3 separate regions of the Mus musculus genome follow, and all the other regions are linked to region 2. A link is a loop called in an ENCODE intact Hi-C map of the cell type or tissue named here. Cell type or tissue: heart. All regions are shown on one strand.

The links. A loop is a pair of places that touch in the nucleus more often than their neighbours do. Peaks named below come from ENCODE experiments on the same cell type or tissue, not always from the same donor. Only the 100,000 strongest peaks of a DNase experiment are listed, where the experiment ranks them.
Region 1: it touches region 2 in a loop (2.3-fold over the local background); 5 of 42 quality-filtered maps call a loop at or near these places.
Region 3: it touches region 2 in a loop (2.1-fold over the local background); 4 of 42 quality-filtered maps call a loop at or near these places.

The regions. Positions count from the first base shown.
Region 1 is chr13:63,511,416-63,519,415 of GRCm38, reverse strand. It overlaps Ptch1 (patched 1), which reads left to right. Exons shown (of 24, transcript NM_008957.3): 20 at 1,162-1,304; 21 at 5,075-5,174; 22 at 5,601-5,855; 23 at 7,341-7,884. The coding sequence ends at 7,883. Among named protein-coding and RNA genes, the nearest start is that of Ptch1, 50 kb to the left of the region's middle. In heart, no CTCF peak of the experiment used is centred here; no DNase peak of the experiment used is centred here; H3K27ac peaks cover 1,376 bases.
Region 2 is chr13:64,034,329-64,042,328 of GRCm38, reverse strand. No RefSeq gene overlaps it. Among named protein-coding and RNA genes, the nearest start is that of Gm30999, 18 kb to the left of the region's middle. In heart, a CTCF peak has its summit at 4,057 (motif pointing right); no DNase peak of the experiment used is centred here; H3K4me3 peaks cover 440 bases; H3K27ac peaks cover 1,015 bases.
Region 3 is chr13:63,525,007-63,533,006 of GRCm38, reverse strand. Ptch1 (patched 1) reads left to right here. Exons shown (of 24, transcript NM_008957.3): 15 at 161-470; 16 at 5,718-5,860; 17 at 7,879-8,000. Among named protein-coding and RNA genes, the nearest start is that of Ptch1, 37 kb to the left of the region's middle. In heart, no CTCF peak of the experiment used is centred here; a DNase peak (open chromatin) is centred at 4,546; H3K27ac peaks cover 983 bases.

The DNA.
Region 1 (8,000 bases), 520 kb after region 2:
AGCACACTGTATGTGCATTCTGTCGCCTCTCAGAGCTGTCACCGCTCTCACCAGCTGTGGATGTGGATGTACAGAACGTGTTTTGAAGCTATTAGTAAGATGATGACTTAGAAACAGTATCTCAGACGTGTCCGTGTATGTGAGTTGCCTGTGTGTCTGCAAGCAACCGAGTGAGATGCCTGTGGAGACTGGAAAGTAGCAGATACTGTTACTGAGGCACCATTTGCCTTGGGGATTTTTTGCACAGATTCTCTTACTGGCCTGGAGCACACTAAGTAGGTTAGGCTGACTGATAGGCAAAGTCCAGAGATCTGCCTGTTGGGATTATAAGCCTAGACCGTGCTTTGGGTTTTGTTCAAAATATGCGTTATCATTAACTATGGCTCAGTACTATGAACAGGGCATTGTAATGAATCCAGATTCAGTGAGAACAAATAAACATTGTAGGAGCTAAGCAGTAGACTATTGAACATAGATTTGGGGGGAAGAAAAGGCAGACGCAGTGTCTAATATCTCCGCCAGAGCTGAGGCTGGAATGTAAGCTCATTGGTAGAGGGCTTGGCTAGCTAGCATAAGCTCAAAACCACCTTCTACTCCAGCTCCAGTGGATCTAAGGCCCTCTTATCTCCTGTGGGCCCCAGGCAAGCACATGGTGAACAGACGTATGCACATACATACGAGCAAAACACCTATACACACTCTTATTTTCAGAAGACCTAATAAATGATGTTTTATCGTGACATTAAAAAGTCAGTCATCCTTTTGGCTTTATTGCTACATTTTGGATGATTTTTTTTCTCCTTAATGATAGAGAAGTCTCTTTGAGATGGCTCTGTCCACCTACAGAAACTTAAGAATTACTTAACTTGTAGGGTAGGGGCTGGGCTATAGGTAAGGCGGCAATGTGCATGCCTAGTCTGCAGGATGCCCTGGGCTCTATCCTCAGCACCACAGAAAACCAGGCATAGTAGTGCACACCTGTCAACGTCGGCCCTCCAGAAATAGAACAAGGAGGCTTTAGCTCAAGGCCATTCTTGTACAGTAGTGAGTTTGAGAACGGTCTGAGGGACATAAGAAAAGTCAACAAAACCCAAGTATAGACACAGCTGAGCACTTTACCACACCCAGAATGTGACCGTGTCAATTTTCTCCTTTGTTCAGGCCTTTCTGACAGCCATTGGGGACAAGAACCACAGGGCTATGCTCGCTCTGGAGCACATGTTTGCTCCCGTTCTGGACGGTGCTGTGTCCACTCTGCTGGGTGTACTGATGCTTGCAGGGTCCGAATTTGATTTCATTGTCAGGTAAGCTGAAATGGGAGAGGACGCTTGATACAAAAATCGTTATTGTCTTCGTGGCTTATTCCTTTTCTGTCTTGTAGGGGGTGTATCTCAGCCTGTCTCTTACAGGCATCTTGGTCTAGCAGTCTCTTGGGTTAGAGTAGAGGCAACTCCACAGCTTGAAAGAGCATGTGTTGAGATTCCAGTTGCAAACATCTACAGAGAGATGACTTTGGCTTCTGGTAATTAGTGACAATCAGCTCTAGGCCCCTCTCCTTCAGAACTGTGGAGGGGACAGAGATGTACCCCTTTGGGGTGCTAGGTATGCGTGAACCCTTGAATCCCATCTCCAATATCATGTGAAACAAGTGCAGGTGGCTTATCTCTGTAATCCCAACCCTTGGCTATATTGAGTTTGAGGATAGCCAGGGATACTTAAGAGCCTGCCTTAAAGCAAGACAGAAAGAAAACATTGTCTACCTCCAATATGGTCACCTAGCTCAAGTACACATAGGAAATGATACAGTGTACCCAGATTTTGTGTTTGGGTCCCTTCTGAGGCTTCATAAATGCTGGGTACCTGACTGCAGGGTCAAATTTAGAGACTCTAAGCTTGGCCTGTGTACTCCTCTTGGCATCACAAGGCCAGATTTTGTTCCTTTGGGTAAGATGCTGACTTTGCAAAGTAAAGGACAGTGAGTTTTCATTTTGGAAACTCTTAACCACCCGAGAAAGAAGCAACTCTAAGGCAATGTTGGCTTCCCCGGGTGACCACTGATTAAAACCATGACCCACTGGGGAGGAAAATCCAGTGTTTTAAGATACTAGTATGTCTTTAGAATAGCAAGAGGCTGTGTACGATGCTCCATGTCTGGAGAGGTGACCTAATCAGGCTGTCCTTGGTAGCATTGTTTAGTTTTGCTTTTATTGGTACTCTGTGAAATAGGATCACTCTGCCCTTCCCTGGTGGGGCTAGAACTCCTGTACCTTCTGGCTACTCTTCAGGCTACTTTTTTAGGAAAAGCACTAGTGTCTATTAGAAAGCAGGAAAGTGCCAGGCGTGGTGGCACACACCCTTAATCCTAGCACTTGGGAGGCAGAGGCAGGCGCATTTCTGAGTTCAAGGCCAGCCTGGTCTACAGAGTGAATTCCAGGACAGCCAGGACTACACAGAGAAACCCTGTCTCGAAAAACCAAAAAAAAAAAAAGTTAAAAAGCAGGAAAGTGTGAAGAAGACAAGAAAATACTTTTTAGGGGGTTGGGTGTTTTGGGTTTTGTTTGTGTGTTTACAAAACAGGTCTCATGTAGCCCAGGCTTGCCTCAAACTCCCATAGTAGAGAACAGCTTTGAGTTGCTGTCCCCCCTCCACCTTCTAAGTGCTAAAATTATAGGCATGTGCTACCACATCTGGCACTAATCAAGCTTTACATGTGTGTACACACAGGCTGGCCAAGTAGGGTAAGTTCACATTTTCAAATAAGAAAAGGATTTTTAGCTACAAGTTTTAGCCGAATGCATGGAATAAGTGAATTCAGTCCCCCACGAGGAGAGGAGGAAAAAGAAAGGGTGTGAGTTCATTGACCAGCCTTGAGGCATTGCCAAGCTTCTGGCATGTCGGTCTTTCTGATGGAGGGCATGGTTGGCTCATTGAGAGTAGAGTAGGCAGAAGATTGACTCCATTTCAGTGTGGACTAGAACTCCTGTATAATATGCTCCCTCATCATCTGGGGCTATTAAGATACATATTGATGGAGGCCTTTCCAGACAGCTCCCAGGTGAGCCTGAGCATGCTAGTATTCACACAGCCTATTGGTAAGTTGGTGAACCACTCATTAGATTCTCATTTGCCAAATACCATTGAGATAGTTGCTCTTAGATCCTGGTTTGGGATTATTTTGTTTTAAAGTGTTGATTTGGTGTTTGCTTCTCCCACACACTCTTACACAGATACTAGCTTTGTCTTAATGATATCAATGCCCAATGCCAAATGAGACTGAATAGGTGTCGTCTCTTGGCTCTGTCAACACAAAGGTAATGCTGGCCTCACAGGTGCCTTTTTTTGTGATTACTGGCAGGTAGCAGGAAACCCATCTCTGCTTTGTGGTTATAGTCTGCAGGGATTGGGAGATATAGCTCTCTAAGCAGTTCAAAGCCGAGAGAAAGTTGGGTGTGCGGAGACCTTGCAGGTCAAGTCAGCTGAGGAGCTGGAGCACGGGTTTACATAGGATACTAAGGAACACAACCTAACCGCTCATCCTGTCCTCGCTGGGCCTGCTCATTCCCTCCCAGAGAGATCATGGTTTCTGTTTCAGGCACTTAGAAGGGCTTCCCATTTTCTAAAATAGGATGGATAAAGTCCTCACTGGAGTTGAATAAATGAGCAGACTCTGTATACATGAAGCCGTCAGAAATCTAATTGGTCTGTTTATGTTGCAGCTAGATGGATGGGATGCAAATGTCTTAATGCCTGCCGTTGATATATGCCTCCACCAAAAGTTCCACAGTTTATGTTAGAGCAAGACATTGGCAGCTTGGGTTTTTACTAATGCAACTCAGCAGGTTTTAGTGTTTACAATAGCTGTAAGGTATTTGTATTTTTATAGGGATTCTCTCTCCTTTCATCTAATGTCAAAACATGCGTAGACATGGCATTGTAGGGGAGCTGTTCAGTTTTATGATCCAGGGGACCATTAACAGATAGATATCTAGCCGTCCCTCTCTCTTTCCAGGACATCCTAACCCCAGCCCCCAGCCCCCACCTTTCCATCAAAGCCCTAGAAATCATTAGTTCCAGAAAAGCATCCTTGCGTGGAGTGTGCGCCCTCCAGCTGTGCAGAGTGCTGACCAGAGGCGGGCCCTGGCTGACAGGTTTACCTTGGTATTCTTGAAGGATCCCAGACCTTTAGCCCTCAATGGTGGGAACGCAGAACTCACTGTTCACTCTCCCTCTTCTACCATGGTGCTTCAGCCTTTATGTTTGAATTGGCTGACGCAAAACAAGAGTATTCAAAGATGCTAAATTGTTCAACAAAAGATTGGCCTGCAGAGCAGCCCTGCCATTGTGGAGTGCCCTCGCCCTGCACAATGCCCCGGCTCTCACAGAATGGGCAGCGTTTTCTTTGCAGAAAGCTGGTTCCTGTGTTCTAAAAAGGTTGCAATTGGAGCTGTTTGGTAAAACTGGAACCCAGAGAAATTCTAGGCAGAAAGTTGTGCTTAATGAAAGCCCAGGGAAAGCCTTACCTGATGCACTAGAGACTTAATTAGAGATTCTGCTGTAAGAGGCAGGGGCATTTCACAGTGGATTAGCTGCCTGCAGAAGTGGGCTGCTTTTCCTCCTGCGCCAAATTGTTTAAATTCTACGCCCTGTACTTCATTTGTTTGCTTCTGCTGGGTTCTCGAGAGGGGCCCCTCGCCCAGCATTGTATCTGTACTTTCAGGGTGCTCAGCCATTCAGCTCACATTCCATATTCCTGTGTTGGTGTAACACGTTCATAAATAACATCACAGGCAGGAGATTTCATCAAATTAACAATTTTTTCCCCTTCCCTTCATGAAGTAACGCTGCAGGGTGTGGAGGAATCTAGTCCTCAGAGCCGCAAGGATAAATAAAAAAAAAAAAAGAGCAAAATCCCAAACTAATCTATGCTAAGTTTGAACTAGTGTTTTGTGGTTGACTTCTCAGCCCAGCAGGTTTGTTGAGCTGAGCTCTTAGTGCAGAGTAACCTTTGGGCGCCCGGGGGCGTGGAATGCTCTCCTTCCTCGCTGACATGTCCCATATCCCTTTTGTCTTCCAGATACTTCTTTGCCGTCCTGGCCATTCTCACCGTCTTGGGGGTTCTCAATGGACTGGTTCTGCTGCCTGTCCTCTTATCCTTCTTTGGACCGTGTCCTGAGGTCAGTGATTGCCCCCCAATGCCACCCCGGATTGAGATATTCAGGTGTTGCCATATTAGCAGATGGTCTGGGCTTTTCGGTCAACATCCATTAACAATGGCTGTTTCATTTTTCCCTTTGACTGTTTTACACCAATGGATGGGCAGCTTAGGAAGGTTTTCGACCTCAGATAACTGTTTGGGCTTAACAGGACAGACAAGATAGGTAGCCGATGTCTGGCTTCTCTGGTATTAGAAGTTGGGACAATGTTTTTGTGCCAGAATCGTGAGTGTCTTCCAGATAGCAGGGAGACGGGAAGTAAATACAGTTTAATGTATGGGGTTCCCCTACGAGGTCACAGAGGCCAATAATCCTGGGCTTTGAACTTTGAAAGTGACCTGCGGGTCAACAAACGTAACATTTTTAATTGGAAACCTCCTTCAACAGGTGTCTCCAGCCAATGGCCTAAACCGACTGCCCACTCCTTCGCCTGAGCCGCCTCCAAGTGTCGTCCGGTTTGCCGTGCCTCCTGGTCACACGAACAATGGGTCTGATTCCTCCGACTCGGAGTACAGCTCTCAGACCACGGTGTCTGGCATCAGTGAGGAGCTCAGGCAATACGAAGCACAGCAGGGTGCCGGAGGCCCTGCCCACCAAGTGATTGTGGAAGCCACAGAAAACCCTGTCTTTGCCCGGTCCACTGTGAGTCACCTGGGGGGTTGGCAAGGGGGGGGGGGCGGTGGGGAAGATTCATTTGTCCTGTGGCAGTGGGCCAGGAGGTTCGGAGCAGGCTCTTGTGTACTCTGAGCAGCAGATCTAGTAGACAGATGGGGTGCAAGAAAAAAGTGTACACGCCGGGGTCAAATCACAGGAAACCACCAGCGCGCCATTCTTTGTAGACTGTAGGATGTGTTTCCTTTTAATCTTGTGGACTGAACCGGGGCAGTGCCAGCATTGTTACAAGGAGGCATAGTTTAGTGGTGAAGCGCTTGCCTGGAATTCCCAAAGCCCAGGGGCTCATCCCCAGCCCTACCCTTATTCAGAATGGACTCAGCTTTTTAGGGCCTTTATCTCCTTTTGCCCTATCTGTCCTTTCAGAAGGACATGTGAGGAGATGATGTAACAAACAGCGTAGTATTCCACCACAAGAAGCATTTATTCTTTTCCTCTCGTCTCTGGTACCTTTAAGTGGCCTTGGCACAAAGTTATTTAATTACTATCTAAGGCTTTCCCGTAGCTTTGTGGCTTCAGGGTCTTATTGTTGTAGATGGCTGGAGATCTATTGAAAGTATGCAGACGCATCCTGAGTACTTAATTCCAGAAGGTAGTGAGGAGTCCACAGGTTCCTTCCTTACCCGCACCCCCACCCTCCAAGTCAAGATGCTCCACCTTGAAGAGTTAAGGAAGGCTCCAAAACTCTGGCTTGCCTGAGGCCCCCACCATGTTTACAGGAAATGTGTATTCCAGTCCCAGGCTAGAGCAGCCTTCCTTGAAGGAGAGAAGGGCTGGCCAGTGAATTGTGTCCCCGTCCTCTGTCCACCCCCCCCCCCCAACACACACACACACACACACACACACACACACACACACCCGTGACGATGCCCTGCTGAGCTGTAGTGTGAATCTGGTTCTGTTCAGCAGGAGCCTAAAAATAGGTACAAGCTCACCGACTTTGAAGTTGGTCACGGTCCTTTTGATTGATGTGGCCACTGTGTTGCTCCGAGCTTTGTACAGAGGACCCAGAAACCAGATTCCTAATAGTCAGGCAGAGATGTATTGCCTAACAGAACTATCTGTGTGGAAGTTTTTGCTCTGCTCTTACAGTACATTTGCTTCTGGCCACACCTGGCTTAGGGCTGGGGACAGGTGAAAACAACACTAATATGACCCAGAAACAGGAGCCTTATACTTCTAAAAGCTACTATTTATGGTTGCATATTTCCAAGACACCCAGGCTCTTGGCTATCCAGGCCTTGGCAGTTTTGAGGCAGAGAACTTAGGCCTGGGGGCAGTTGGTTGTGAGGGTAAGTTGAGATCTATGGGCAGTGGCTATATGCCTCCAGCCAGCTGTGCAGGTGCAGGCAGGATTCACATCCTGGAGGTTTCTAAAGGAATAGGTTTTCTTTTGTGGGTGGAACATCACCACCATCCTACCTCCCTGTGTTGACCTATGTCTCTCCTCTGCAGGTGGTCCATCCGGACTCCAGACATCAGCCTCCCTTGACCCCTCGGCAACAGCCCCACCTGGACTCTGGCTCCTTGTCCCCTGGACGGCAAGGCCAGCAGCCTCGAAGGGATCCCCCTAGAGAAGGCTTGCGGCCACCCCCCTACAGACCGCGCAGAGACGCTTTTGAAATTTCTACTGAAGGGCATTCTGGCCCTAGCAATAGGGACCGCTCAGGGCCCCGTGGGGCCCGTTCTCACAACCCTCGGAACCCAACGTCCACCGCCATGGGCAGCTCTGTGCCCAGCTACTGCCAGCCCATCACCACTGTGACGGCTTCTGCTTCGGTGACTGTTGCTGTGCATCCCCCGCCTGGACCTGGGCGCAACCCCCGAGGGGGGCCCTGTCCAGGCTATGAGAGCTACCCTGAGACTGATCACGGGGTATTTGAGGATCCTCATGTGCCTTTTCATGTCAGGTGTGAGAGGAGGGACTCAAAGGTGGAGGTCATAGAGCTACAGGACGTGGAATGTGAGGAGAGGCCGTGGGGGAGCAGCTCCAACTGAGGTGTGTGCCAGAGGTATCCCCGTGGTGCTTCCAAGGGCCATCTGAGCGGTGGCCCAAACTAGACCCTGGGGGACCTTTTATTCCCAAGGCAAAGCTGACGAGGCCAAACTCATCCT
Region 2 (8,000 bases):
ACTTCTAATACTGTTGAGACTGCTATAGACTATGAGGAATTTAAAAGTTGCACTAAATGCATTTTGCATTGTGCTATGTTTAAGTATGCGCCCCCCCCCATAGCCTCATGTGTTTGAACGAGTCTATGGGGGCCAGGGAATGGAATGTGATGGTTTGTATATTCTTGGGCCAGGGAGTGGCACCATTTGGAGGTGTGACCTGGTTGGAATAGGTGTGACCTGGTTGGAGTAGGTGTGTTACTGTGGGTGTGGGCTTAAGATCCTCACCCTAGTTACCTGGAAGTCAGTCTTTCACTAGCAGCCTTTCGATGAAGACGTAGAACTCTCAGCTCTGCCTGAGCCATGACAGCCTGGATGCTGCCATGCTCCCACCTTGATGATAATGGACTGAACCTCTGAACCTGTAAGCTAGCCCCAATTAAATGTTGTTTTTTTATAAGACTTGCCTTGGTCATGGTGTCTGTTCACAGCAGTAAAACCCTAATACTATATATATATATATATATATATATATATATATATATATATACACACACACATATATATATACACACACACATACATATATATATATATATATGGCATACATACATACATACAAACATACATACATGTAAGTAAAAATAAAAAATAATAAATTTATGAAAGTAGATATAGATATTGGTACATGATATCACTCTTAATGGACACATATTTCTGGTATATTTAGTAAGTGCCCCCATCAGACAAGGTTGCTTTCTATTTTTGTCATTACAAACAGTGATTTAGTGGCATCCTTACAGCAAACCCTCTATGTACAGGCAATCTTCAGCTGTTCTGGATCATTCTTGTCAGCATCTAACTATCCTCCACTATGTACCATTAGTAAAGAGACTCCATCCACACATCTCTATGCATCCCTCATCTGTTCTCACCTGTTATGTGTCTTTTCTTGGGGAGATGTGAGTAAATATCTACTCACCCAATTGGGCCCAACAACAGACAAGAGAAATGATTCAACCAAACTCCATACTGGGGAACCAATGAGTTTGTTGGGCTTCCATACAGGAGCAAGGATGACTCAAAGGCTGATACATCACACAAAGACAACAACAACAACAACAACAACAACAACAACAACAACAACGCCCATCTTGGTGTGGATGATACTTCATGAAAACTGCAGCCATGGAGCTCTCTGCACAACTTGCAGGCAACTTGAGAGATACAAGAGTCTCTCTAAGACTGCAGGGCTGGCTGGAGTCTTCCCCCCTATCAATTGTTACTGCTTCCATGAGGGTGGAGATGGGGATGGAGGTGGGGATGGGCTTTGCAAATCTTGTTAGTTTTGGAAACTTCCTGAAACTTGTGAGTTGTTAACTTCCTGAGTCTTGGAGCCTCCCCTCTCCTCCAGGGACTGTTTCAATACAGAGGAAATTGTTACTCAATACCTCCCCTCTCTTGCCCTTCATAAAGCTTCTAGAGTTTTCCTGTGTCACTCTGCAATTCTTTACCTCACTGGTCTCCTTCATCACCACCCCACCCCCTGTAAGTCTCACTTATCCATGGAGACTGATAAGGTTAGAGGAATCATATGAGGCCACTTTCTGGTTAATATATTAGTTGTTACTTACTGACTCTGATAAAACAGTTTCTTCTTGTGATTTAGGGACACCACATCCTGGGTTTCTAAATGTGTCTGCTCGTTTCTTACCACTAGCCTTGGCTCTGACATGGCATACCATGAGTTTAGGCATTTTCCATCTTGTCCTACCTCCAAAGCATAGTTTAAATAGCCAAAGACAGAGAGCAGTGGGATTGTAGCTCAATGAGTGAAGGGCTGCTTAGCAAGCAGAAAGCTAGTTTCCCAGCATTAGTGTTTCTGTAGCTGCTCTGGTCAGTGTATGCTTCTGAGCTGGCTCTTGGCTAATGCCATGGTTTTGTTCAGCTTTTGAATCCAGGTTTTTTATTAGCAGGACACCTTTTTTCTTTTGCTTAGTTCTCACTTGCTTGTTGGTCCATGACATAAAGCCTGGAGCACTGGCTTCGCTGCTGTTTACATTTCTCCTTCTCATTATAATTTATATTTCAGTGAGTGTGGAGAAATGATGTTCTGCTCAGGGAACGGCAATGTTTGTAACTCTGTTCCTCCCACCCGGGCTGGGGGATTAGAGGAAATGAGCAGGTTCCCTTTTCGGCAATAAAACTTCCCTCTGTCACCAAGGACTTTCACCCAGAATCCAAGACCCGGTTTTAAAAACATCAAGGCTGCAACTTCGTTTGTATAAGTAACGTACAAATGAAATTTCCTTCTTTTAAAATATACAAACGCACAGGAACGTGCCTGTGAGCCCAGATCATGATTCAAACCGCAGATGCTGAACTTTTCAAAGTTCAGGGGAAAGCAGGGCAATTGCTTGGGAGGCACTTGAGGAAGATCTGTCAGGGTGGCTGTGAAGCCTGTTTATTGTGACGATGTCCTAGGGCAGTTACTGGAGGTGAAGCTCCAGTCTTCTGTTATTCCTCCTGGAATAGCAGGGAATTGCTTTGCCATGGTTGCCAACAGCACAGCTCAGACAATAACATTGGCGGCCATCTGTAAAGATTTCCTGCTTGCTCAGCCTGCCATTTGCCTACATATCCTGCAAACTAAGGTCTTCCATAGGAGAGCCATGCCACTAGGAAATTAAGCATCATTGGTTTGTAGATAGGGAACTTTTACCCACGTGCACTACATTTCTTTTCTAAGATCTTTATGAACACAGTTTATTAGCAGTTATCAACTTTTCAAACATTTGTAATCAGTTTTATGTGGTCTCCACTGGAAAACAACATAAAGTCCCATTGGATTCTGGTCTCCGCTTCTAATCACAGGGACTCCAACACGGGTATAGAAGAGTCTTTTGTTGTTGCTTCCTCACTTGCCATGTATTGTGGAACTGTGAAAACGAACACGAAGACTCCACTCTGCTTAGATGATGAGCTACAGGGGAGAGGGTGTGTGTGTCCTGCCTTTCCCAGAAGGCTGTGCTGTGTTGAAATCAGTCTCTCCAGGAACCACTTGTCTCTCTCCAGCCACTGGCTGGAAGAACCACTACGTCTCAAGATCTCTAGGTATAGGGCTTTCCAGAGGAGTCAGTCAAACTTACTTCAGAAACCGAAATCCATTGTGGTCCTGTGTGATGTGTCCGTCACTGAGGTAAGCTGGCGTCTGTGGTGTCTTTCGTGTAGGCAGAGGACAGCATTTGGATGTGAGATAGTCCCTTGTGCTGCAAATAGACACCCACCCAGTTTTTCTCAGAGACCCAAGAGACCCAGTCCTGGAGCCCTCTCGTCTGCAGATCTTTTCTGTTTGGTTTCTACAGTACTGTGGGCAGTATTATGTCATCCTAAATTGAAGCTCTAACTTCCAGTGCTTCAGAATAGACAAACACAGAGAGAGAACATCTTCAGAAAGGTGAAGAAAGAAGGCTCTCCGGGAGATGTGGCTCAGTCTGGCTGCATCTTTATGAGAAAAGGGTATCTGGTTACACAGAGACACCAGGCCCTGTGCACACTCAGAACAGGGGAAGTGCTGTTGCAAGCCAAAGGAGGGGCTCCCAGAAGTCAGCCTTGCGGCCCCCAGAGCATGAGAAAATGCAGAGTTGTTCTTGCTTGTTCATTTTTTAGACAAAATTTTAAAGATTTGATAGATAAAATTCTATTTCAGGTTATCCCAGGATTTGGGAGGTAGAGGCAGAAGGATCATGACTACGTAGCTTGTCAAGCCAGTCTTGGCACATGAGACTGTCAATAAAACTGAGAGAGACAGAGTGTAGACAGGGAAGTTAAGAAGCATTCAGCATGAGGATTGAAATATGGGGACAATCCTGGGGGAGAAGGGCCATTTTCTCTATCTGGGACAGCCTGTATGATCCAGCCAGTTCTCCTGCTGGAAGTCAGTGGCCAGCAGCCCAGAGGAAGAGGCCTCAAGCCATGTGGTGACAGTGGCAGGAGGTGTCACTTACTGACCAAGAGATGGCTTGCTTTTGAAGCAGAAAAAATGACCTTAAGGCTTAGAATTTACATACAGTCCTCTAGGTGGCAGTAGACTTTAGAGCAGCCTTTTGGGGGAATTGTGTATTTATTTACTGGGTAGCTAAAAAGTGGGGATGCAGCATTTTGGAAAGGCTGACATTCCCAAGCTGCCTTTTTCATGTTTCTATGATTTGGTCCTAAATGAGAGGAAACCTTTAACCCAGAGGGAAACCTGGTTTCTGAGCTCTGGCACTTTGGAAACACTCCTGAGGTTCTTGGGGGGAGGGGGGCAGCTGGATGGTAAGACCACCCTATGCACAGCCATCACGTGTCAGGACTTCCTGCAGACCTGCCACCATCTGCCATCTCTAAGGAGGCTCTTCTCACAGGCATGCTGGACTTTGGGAAGTTGGTGCTCAGCTCCCTCTCTCGTGGTCATGAAGTCTGGCTGTGCATCTGCAACTTCTATGTTCAAGGAAAATGCAAATGCAATCATTGCCTTAGAAAATGCTGCCGGAGCCGGGCATACCTTTAATCCCAGCACTTGGGAGGCAGAGGCAGGGGGATTTCTGAGTTCAAGGCCAGCCTGGTCTACAAAATGAGGTCCAGGACAGCCAGGGCTACACAGAGAAACCCTGTCTCGAAAAAACCAACCAACCAACCAACCAACCAACCAACCAACCAAAAACAAACAAACAAACAAACAAAAAACAAGAAAATGCTCAGAAAGTCAAAATGCAAGCAAAGGATGTACCCTTTCCATCTTCCTATTTCCTCCTTACACCTGCAGCCAGTCGGCAGGTTAGTGGCTGACCCAAGGAGCTGACTCCAGAAGATCAGGAGGGGTGAATAGATGTGCTATTCGGGATGTGGGGATGGGACATGGAGAGACTGGACACTGAACAGAGAACAGCCTCTGCAAACTGGGAGCATAGCAAAGCCAGGATACGCCAGGCTGAATGTACTGCGATGGAGAAGGGCTGCTTGCAGGAGACAGTGACAAGTCAGAAACCAGAAGGAGAAAGGACTCTCCAGAGGCCAGAGCTGGGCTCAGCTGAAGGACAGAATCTGTCTTTGACTTCTGCCAGTCCTCATTGCTGAGAGCAGTCTAGTCTAGGCCTCGAGCTATGCCCAGACAGTACTAGGGTGTCTCTGTGCCTCACACCCAAAATGCAGTGGTGAGATTTCAGAGCCTGACTGGGCTGGATTGAAGAGCAGTGGAAGGGAATGGGGCTTTTGGAGACACTCCCTCTATTTTCTAAACATTTGTTTATTGAGTGTGCACGCACAAACATGCAGAAGCCAAAAGAGAACTTTTGGGACTTCTACCATGTGGGTTCTGGGAACTGAATTCAGGTGGTCAGACTTGGTGCAAGCACCTTTACCCACTAAACGAGAAAAATCCCAATGAAACCAGGCAGTCACTCTTGTTCTCAGTCCTTCTCGTTGTAGTTATTAGCACCATGTGTGCAGCTTTTGCACAAGTCCCGTCTCATAGGCAGCACAGGTTTTAATTCTTTGCCTCCTTTGCTTCTGGATCAGCCTTTCAGGATTACCCAGCATCACAGACTAGACTTTCCAAGCCTAAACACCAAGACGAAAACCCCCTAGAGCTCCTCGACCAGAATCGCCTTCCTGGATCACCAGATGCCCAGAATCCACCTCCCACCGACATTCCAGGAAGGCAGACTTTAGAGTTCAATCTCCACATTGTTTAAGGAGCAGAGGAGGTAGAGTGAGGACCCCTGGTGAGAACCTGTCCCTGAAGTATCAGGCCGTTGTCTTCTACTGACCACCAGAGGGCAGTGTTGCACTGTGCGAACGCTAGACTGAGCGCCATGCACCAAGCACTCTAGAGGATTAAAAGTTCAAATTTATCCTTGGCTACTAATCATATTTGAGGCCAGCCTGGGCTACTTGAGACCCTGTCTCAAAACAAAACAAAAAACTGTTGAGAGGGTTGTGAGTTTGATTATGGGCATCATTGTTAGGTCAGTCTCTCTAGGGTCAGACAAGGATGCCTAACCTTCATCCTGTTTTTAGAGGGGCATGTCACAGGCCCTGTGTGGACAGTTTCAGCATAAATTATGATCATCCCTCAGTGCTGGCAAGAGAGTCATCCACGGGCTGGCACTCCACCTCAGGCCTCAAATAAAAATCTGAGTGTACTTTGCCCCTCATAAAAAGTGTGATGTGCACCCCACCATCCCTAAGTAGCTCAGCGTGAATATAATAGCCAAATGTTGCCTAAAAAGTTGTTATGTTGGATTTTCAGAAACTAAAGTATACATATTAAAACATATGCCATTTTGAGGGTTTTTGTTTGTTTTGTTTTGTCTTGTTTTGGTTTTATACAGGGCTCTAACGAAGCCCAGGCTGGCCTCAAACTTGCTGACTATCTAAGGATGGCTTTGAACTTATGATCTTCCTAAACCTTCCTCCTTAGTGTTGGTACTTCAGGTGTGTACTCCATGCTGTTTAAGTGGTGCTGGGGTCAAACCACAAGGCTTGGTGTCTGCTAAGCACACACCCCAACAACTGAGTTCCATCTGCAGTCCCAAATGTGAAATTTTTGATCCTTGGCTAGTTAGGCCTGTAGAATGGAGCCCATAGCAGTGGAGGGCGACTATGGTCAGGTTGGAGGGATGCCCACATCACTCTAGTAATTTAGTTTTAGAGAGTCTGTGGGGTTTTGTTGTTGCTGCTACTATTGTTGGTTTGTTCCTCCGTAAGAAGCTAACTTCAAAGGCTTGCCCATCCCAGCAGGCACTGCTCAGTTCTGGTAAATTCAGACATACTTCTAATGTTTACCCTGCCCCGGACATGGTGTGTTCACTAGTAGCTTTTGTAGCATAGTTTTGCTTTGTTTTTTGTTTTTTTGCTAATGGAGATTGAAATTCTGCCACAGTTCTGTGTAGATGCAACCCCAAACCTGTCAGTCTGCCGGAGACTTTTTGTCCCTGACCTCCTGGCCTCTCAGAGAAGGACACAAACAATGCTTTCCCTCTGGGGGGGATCCATCCTGGGGCAGCGCAGACCCAGGGTGGGTGGCCAGCCGCAGCTTCCCTCTGAAGGGAAGCACGTGCAGTCCTGGCTTCTGTCGACTCAGCTCTGGGAGCACCACCTCCTCTCAGCGAGCTTGGGGGCCTTGGCTGCTGGGGATGACCTGCAGGCCTTATCAGTGTTTATCTTTCAGCAAAATCCCAGAGGTGGCTGATCGTGGTGTCTGGGACTCTGACAGCTTGGAGGGCAGGCAACTATGCTTTTTCCCTTACACTCTCCCGACCCCCCAACTCCCTCACTGTAGCAGGCTCTGCACGATGGCAGAACTAGCCCATGAACTGTTAAGAGGGCTGTGGCTATAGCCACATTTTCTTTCTAAAAACCAGAAATTTTTGGAGGACTGAAGAAATGTCTCATTGGCTAAGAGTGCTTGTTGCTCTTCTAAAAGAACCAGGTTCTGTTCCCAGAACCTATGTCTGGCAGCTCACAACTACCTGTAGTTTCAATTCCAGAGGATTCTACGTCCTATCTGACTTCTGTGAGTAAACATGCATGCTTGTGGACATGCAGTGTAAACAAGAATAAATGAGGTTCAAGCTAGCCACCCTTGTCTAGAACACTCCACAAGCTTTTCCATGGGTTCCAGATGAAGTTCTCTTCTTTGCCCTTGTCCTCTCTTCCCTCTGTGATCCGAATGGACTTTCTGACTTATGTAACTCCCCTATGACTTCAGTGCAAGAAGCTTGGGAGTGTGTGGACATCGCTGAACAAAGGAGACAATCGCACTGAGTATATGCTGGACTTCCACACTTGAGCAACACTGTCCCTCACAGATTCGCTTCCATCAGTCATCCCTCTCCAAGGGCACTGGCCCTGGTGTACTTCAGGGACCTGCACATTTTCACCTTAGGGCCTTTGTATCTGCTTATTATTTTACCTGGAACACTCCTGTCCCAAATTCACATGGCAGCCACTACTTGTCATTCAGGTCTCAGCTCACA
Region 3 (8,000 bases), 510 kb after region 2:
GGCTTTATGTTTTTCCTGCTGAAAGACTGACTCCCTAATATGCCGTGCTCAGCCTGGGCTGATATGTAGAAGGAAGTAAAGACATCGGTCGGTACCGGTCTAGGAGAAATCAGGAATGTTCTTCTGGGTCTCATCCAGTGCTCTCCTTTGTCTGTTACAGGTTGTGGTAATCCTTCTTTTCCTGGGCTTGCTGGGGGTCAGCCTTTATGGGACCACCCGAGTGAGAGACGGGCTGGACCTCACGGACATTGTTCCCCGGGAAACCAGAGAATATGACTTCATAGCTGCCCAGTTCAAGTACTTCTCTTTCTACAACATGTATATAGTCACCCAGAAAGCAGACTACCCGAATATCCAGCACCTACTTTACGACCTTCATAAGAGTTTCAGCAATGTGAAGTATGTCATGCTGGAGGAGAACAAGCAACTTCCCCAAATGTGGCTGCACTACTTTAGAGACTGGCTTCAAGGTAGAACTGTGGCAGGCGGCCATTGCCTTGCACATTTCTGTCATTCTTGGGTCTTACTCATGATTCCCTTTCTGAGCACCCTGCGAAGGTGTTCTGTCATAATGGAACAGCATGAGTTTCTTATTGCTCTCTCTCTCTCTCTCTCTCTCTCTCTCTCTCTGTCTGTCTGTCTGTCTGTCTCTGTCTCTGTCTCTGTCTCTCTTTGTTTCTCTTTGAGACAGGATTTCTCTGTGTAGCCCTGGCTGTCCTGGAACTCAACTCTGTAGACCAGGTTGGCCTTGGACTCTCAGAGATCCTCCTGCCTCTGCCTCTGCCTCTGCCTCTGCCTCTGCCTCTGCCTCTGCCTCTGCCTCTGCCTCTGCCTCTGCCTCTGCCTCTGCCTCTGCCTCTGCCTCTGCCTCTTGAGTGCTGGGATTAAAGGTGAGCACTACCACATCGAGCCAGTTTTTTAAGATGTAGAGTGTGTGTGTGTGTTTTGCCTGCATATATGTATTGTATCTGTATCACTTATGTGCCTGATGCCTGAGTTCAGAAAAAATATTGGATTCCTTGGAACTGGAGTTGTGGGTACTGAGAACCAAACCCAGATTCTCTGCAAGAGCAGGAAGCACTGAGAGCCTCTCCAGTCTTGTTTTATATGAAGCCCACTTCTCTGGCAACCTCCCAGCTCTGGCTTTTTGTAACTATCTGAGCAAGAGCCTGTTAACTCATTTAGGAACATACAGTAGGGAAAGGCAGTTCGAACCAGGGAGCCTGGATGCTTCTGTTGCTCTTTTCTTCTGGATGGCAGCTGGTTTGGTGGCCAAGTGAAAATTAGAGTATTTGGTGGGATCTCTGAGCTGTCTGCTAAATTACAGCCTACTGTAGCCGTGGATTTTGGGTCAGCTGTTGTGTATTTTGACTGTCTTTTCAAAGTTCACCCATATACTTTGGGCCCAGAGCAAATTTGAGTGGAAGGTATAGAGAAGGTTTGCTCTCCCCAAGCCACCTCCCCGTGTGTCAACATCCAACACTAAAGTGGTCTGTGTGCTTTACCCTTCCAACTGACCATAGACATCATTGACTTCCAAAGAGCCTTATATGGACAGGCCATCCTTCCATCTGGCGATGAACTTAAAAATACTTTGCTACATCCTCGTATTTCACAAAAAGGCAAATCCTACCCCCTCCCCCTTCTCCATTTTATCTGTCCATTTGTGTGTGAGGGTGTGTGTGCACCATAGTATCCATATTGAGATGGACCCAAAGACAACTAACTGTCCTCTTTCCACCATGTTGGTCCTGCAGATCAAACTCCTCCGGTTTGGTGACAAGCACCATCCTAGACACATCTCTAGGAAATATTAGTTGGCAGGGGAACGCTATAAGATGGTCCGAATTTGCTTGTAACTACACGCTGACTGAATACGAATGGCGTTCAGTGGTTCCCAAAACATCTGTTCATGTTGACATGCGCAAATAACAGTAGACAATCAGGACGATTATCCACACAATTCAAGCAAAATTACTCTTACTGGAGTACCCAAATAATTCTGACTCCAGTATTTGTTGGCTTAGATTATCCCAGTGGCTGTCTTAATTTCCCACTTAATTAGGCTTGTTTAAACACATATTTAAGTGCCCCTCTTTTTGTCTTAAGACAGCCACTTTCCCTTTGAGTTTGCATTAGGCGATAAACAACTTGATTTGACAGGAATTGGTGTTGAGCAGTGACTAGAATTTGCCCATACCTGTGCGCCATGTCCGACTTTGGGAGATGGTGGAGAAAGCATAACTTTACCCTGGAGAGTAACTTGAATTCCCTTGACTTTTTAGTTTCTTACTCTGTTTCACAAGGCATTGTTTTTTAAGTAGTGAATTAACAAAGAGCCAAACTGTTGAGAGAGTCTCTGCTTTTCCACAGTCCCCTCCCCATCCCAACTTTCACCAAAGACATGCAAATAACTTGCCACCAATGACAAAGAAGTCTGCTGTGCTGAGTGGAGGAGGGTGTTGTAGAATGCTCTCTCCAGTGTCTTCCCTTTGGTGAGGTAGGCCAAGGTTGAGAAGGGCAAGCACACGGAAGACCCAAATCATTCAGATGTATAGATATCGGTATATTTGAACCACATTGTGGCTGCTAAGCAAACAACACCCAGCCCCAGACATTTGTGCCCATGCGTGCTAAGATGGCAGGATACCATGCAGCCCTGGGGCTGTAATGCCTTCTGGATCCTACAGAGCACTGGTCACAGACACCAGGGCTCTAGCTTGCAGAGGCATTATTTAGACCTCCTGAGTGGTTGGTTACTTGGGTCTTTGAACATTTCTTCCAAATTCTTGTTTATGCTTTTGAAGTCCGTTAAACTTTGCCAGCTCACTGGTGTCTGTCAACACTCCAATAGTTACTTTGTTTTTTTCTCAGTCCTAAAACATACTTAATGGCTAATACAGGCCATTTTGAAAGTCAGCCCTGGGTTAGAACCCAGGAAAGCACTCTCCCTTTGAGAAATAATATCTCGATCTCTCAGGACATCTGTGGTAAAGTTGGAGATGAAATCTAATTGCTTCATGTACAGGGGGTGTTCATTTTTTATTCACACTGACTTACATGAACAAAATACATTATCATTTCATTTCTAGGAGCTTATATACTTGGGTAATTTCCTTTAGCCTAGACTCAAAATAATTTTCCGTGTAAAGTGTTTCTAGTTAAAGAACTGCAGCTGAAATGTAAGGGTTTGCAGTAAACTGTTGGAATGTAAATGTCAGCCAAGGGGCAAGTGTTTGGTGTACAGCCTGTGGAAGTTCAGATTTTCAGTGGTCAGTCAGAAAATACTAAAGGGGCCCTGAAAGAACTTTACTGTTGGTGACCATAGCTGGAGAGCACATTAGGGCTAGCATTGTAGGAAATTCATTCTAAGTTGGTGGCAGGGCACATGCACAGATCCCTAGGTATTGCAGAAGTCTCTGTGACTATACCTTTGCAAATATACTCTCAGTTACCTGCTTTGACAGCAGATGCTGCTAAGCTTCTGGTATTTTCCATGTATTTTGCAATTACTTCTAACAGCACACTGTACCTGTGAAAACCCACTCTAAGTAATACATGTGGAGTATGGCTGGCCTTAGGCTGCCTGGGCTCAAAGCTTAGCTGTGACTTGTCACCAGGCTCAGTCCTCTCATCTGTAAAATGGGAATCATGATTGGTTCTCTCAGGAGGTAAGCAGCTGAAGGCTGACTACCTGGAGCCAAGAGGCCCACATAAGTCTGAAGTAATAAAAGCTCTCCTCTCTCCTTGCTTGGAAAACAGACCAGGATTCTTGTAGGGGGTTGGGGGACCAGTTGTCTTTCTCTGTTTATTTTATTTTTCCAGAGTGGGAGTGGGGAAGAGCTTTGGGTCTTAAAATAACATCTGTGTAGAGTAGTGCTGCCTCTCTGTGCAAACCTGTGAAAAGCTGTGGGAGAGATTGCCACCCCGGTGGTCCCTCTACCCAGGGCCTGTAGGTGACCCAGCCTACTTCCTAAAAACAAAGCCCACTGCATAACAATGCTGGAGGGAGGCTTTTGTTAAAAAGGCTGCTCCAACTCTCCCCTCTCTCTATTCCCAAACACCTCACTGTGCTAAGCATTCACAGACCGTGTGTTTTTGTTGTTGTTGTTGTTATTTAGTTTGTTTTAGTTTCTGAAGTGCCCTTAGGCAAGTCCTGAAATGGAATAAAATGTATCTGAGTAGATGTGTCTGCTGCAGGGGGTATCTTGAGCAGCTGGGACTTGGGGGGTCTACTTGGGAGGTGTCTGGTGTGCAGTGAGGCTGGTGGGGGTATTGGGGAGAGCACCCCCCAGGCAGTGCTCAGCTCCAAGTCTGGGTCACCAGGGCCCTGTCTTCTCTTCCAGCATGCTTACCTCTTTACAGCTGTAGCCAAACTGTCAGGTCTATAATGATGGTTTTGATTACAGCGGCCAAGCCCAGCTGTGTGTGGTGAGCTGGTGGGCTCGCCCATCCCCCAAGCCCAGAAGGCTCACTCTTTCCCGCCCAGGGCTTGCGGTTTGTCATCTGTTCTCACAGAGCCCCACAGAGCCTCCCTGTGTCGGCCTGTGGCTTCCTGTTCTCAAACTGATCCAAATTTCCCCTGTGAGGTATTTCCTTGTGCTCCCTCTCCTCCACACAGCCCTCCACTCAGAAGGAAGGGTGGCAGGGAGGAAGAGAACAGGGGGAGAGTGAATAGGTGCTGGCTGTGATCTTTACATGGCCTGGCAGCAGGTCCCACAGCTTGTATTAGCTGCACAAGTCAAACAGATGGATCAGATTGACAGAGCTGTGTTCCCTCACCCTGGCTCCAGGGGCAGCCAAGTTGGGAGCTTGAATGTGATTTTTTTTTTCTGCTTGGGGTGGATTTTCTGGTCTTGGTGAGGAACTCCTGACCTATCTCCCTGTGTGGCGTGAAATGGTTAATGGATATGGTCTGTGTCTTTTCCCCTTGCTTTCTCTTGCTACAATTAGTCAGGAAGAAGGGTGGGGGGAGGCCAACCTGGCACTTGGGAGGCAGGTGGATTTGTTAGTTCCAAGCTAGCCTGATCTACATAGTGAAGTCAAGGTGCAAGCCAAGCAGAGATACATAATGAGACCTGCTCTCTCCCTCCCTTTCCCACTCTCTCATTCAGTCTTCCTTCCTTCCTTCCTTCCTTCCTTCCTTCCTTCCTTCCTTTCTTTTGGAGAAGACAGGGTTTCTCTATACAGCCATGGCTGTCCTGGAACTCACAGATCTGCCTGCCTCTGCTTCCTCCGTTTTGCAATTAAAGTCATGAACTGCCGTGCCCTCCTCTCCTTTTCTTCTTTTTGCTTGTTTTCTTTAAAAGATGTGTGTGTGTGTGTGTGTGTGTGTGTGTGTGTGTGTGTGTGATGTGCGTGTAGAGGCCAAAAGAGACAGTTATCTCTAGAGTTGGAGTTGCAGGCAGTTGTGTGCCCTCCAGAGTGGATTCTGGGGTCTGAACTTGGATCCACTGGAAGAACAGCAGCTCTAAGCCATCTGTCTTGTTCCTGGGCTTTCGTTCCTTAGTTTAAGTAAAGTGTGTGTGTTTTATTCTTCCCTCTGAGCATCTTTTGATTAGCACCACAGTTCATTCACTAGCAGATCAGGAGTCCTTCCTTAAGTGAGAGAAAACTGCAGACAAGTCGCCTACCCTGCCTCCTGTCCTCAGCCTAATCCCTCTGGACCAAAGCTCTCAGGCCAGGTTTTAATGTGTTGCACATGTTTCTGTTTCTAGGACTTCAGGATGCATTTGACAGTGACTGGGAAACTGGGAGGATCATGCCAAACAATTATAAAAATGGATCAGATGACGGGGTCCTCGCTTACAAACTCCTGGTGCAGACTGGCAGCCGAGACAAGCCCATCGACATTAGTCAGGTATTCCCGATGTTTCAGGACACTGAGCAGTTATTACATCTAGGCAGCTGACCCATGGAATAGGGCTGGCAGTGTATAATCCCACCTTGTGTCCCATGAGAACCTGAAGTGATAGGAGATGGTAGGAAGAAGCTTGAACTGGCTCTGAGCTAGCCAGAAAACTTCCCTTTCCCTGCCTGTCAAGCAAGAGGAGGGGACAGACAGGTGTTGCCTCTAACACAATAGCAATGGGCAAAAATACAGTATGTTAACACTGTGTGCTTTTCCCAGTGGTGGGAAGCACCAACCCATACTGGGCTTTCAGAGTTTATTGAACACTGAAATATGTGTTATATGAAAATACATTAGTATAGTGGTCTCAGTTATATTCAGACATGGGATGGTGGGTTTATTGGAGAGCAATCATTTGAACAGAGGTTGGGTAGGTGGGTGGCTTAGAAGATGAGCAAAGTCACTAGAGGTTGAGGATGGATTAGTTATTTAATGCTTTCTGGGGTCAGCTTGGCCTCAGCAGTAGATGTTGAGTGTAGGTGTGGGCAGCTACCTGCTCTTGAATATAGCAAACGTAAGCAGGCGTAGAAGCATGCAACCTCCCCATGCAGCTCACGCCACAGTATGTTGAAAGCTGTTCTTTTGGATAGTATCTTGTATTCAAAGTACTTGGATTCTAGCATATCCCATTTGGTTTCCTCAGGGGTTGCATTTGCACCCTGGATTTGGGGTGAGTCCCAGGCCTCTTTGCTCTTGGTAGTTTCCTATCCTCAGGCAGAAAACATCTCGTTAATGATCTCCTTGTCAGCTCTGCATATTGTCCTCTCTCCCTTTTGCTGGCACTAAAGGTGACAGATTTACAAAGTACATTGTTCAGAGTCATTGTGGAGTGTGAGGTTTGATGCTTTATAGTGGCGTGCAATGAGCTGTCGGGCCTGACAAGGGTACGGCAGACCAGCCTGCCTGAGAGGATAGCAGGGACGGACTGAATTGGAGTTAGAGATCAGGGAATCTGTGGGACGCCTGTGGTGGGGTCCAGGCACTGAGATATCATTTCCTCTCCTGGGGGAAAGAAGAGCACGCTGCATACGTAGAGGCCAGGAGCTGTGCTATGTAATTCCAGAGACAGTCTGAAAACCTACAGTTGTTAGAGATCCTGTGGATTAATTGAATCCAGATCCCTGCAGTCTACTCTGCCTGTCTCTCCCCCACCCCCCCGCCCCGCCCGGTCTCTTCCACGCTCTTTATTCCCCCACTCTTTTCTCTGTGAACTCCTGTCACTGGTGTTCGTTAAGAAAGACCAAACGTTGGAAGGAGGCCTGGGTCTAAAGTAAACAGGAAATTTTTTTGATGTATCTACCATATATATAATCCACACTGTGTCTCGTAGTGGCTTTGACCCAGGCAAAGCCCACAAGACCTACTGTAGAGGGAGCAGATGTGGCCACTGAATCTGACCAAGGTGCAGAAGTAATATTCCTCAGAAGGGCCCTGGCTTTGCATCTTTGTTTTCCTGTTCTGGCAATGGGCTTTTTTTTTTTTGAATACACAGGTCATCAGAGGCTGTGTTAGCAAAATTTATACAGATGCTGTTTTATTTTATAGCTCCCTCCATTTACTGGGTGGTATTTCCTTCAGTGTTAACAACAGAGGTTAACTGCACACAGACGTGGATAGGGATGCTTGCCAGGTTCCCCCCGTGCCCCTCCTATAAATATGTTTTTCCAGATTGTTCATTCCCCGCCTTGGCTGCAGACAGTCTCTTTTAGCATTCAGATTTAATTGCTTCAGCCAATTCCTGGGCCATCTGCGGAACCGTGTGTTTGCTGTAAACACACTGGTGATTGCATCCCCCAATAAGTGTATTTTGAAAGACATCAAAGGTATTCTTGTGGGACTGGGGCACTGTGGAGGCATGGGTATTCTACTGCTTGTTGGAAATGTGGGTACAAAGCCTTGCTCTCCCAGCAGGAGTGTGTTTACCCCACAGCCCGCCCTGAATGACCTCTGTTCTTTCCGTTTTGTAGTTGACTAAACAGCGTCTGGTAGACGCAGATGGCATCATTAATCCGAGCGCTTTCTACATCTACCTGACCGCTTGGGTCAGCAACGACCCTGTAGCTTACGCTGCCTCCCAGGCCAACATCCG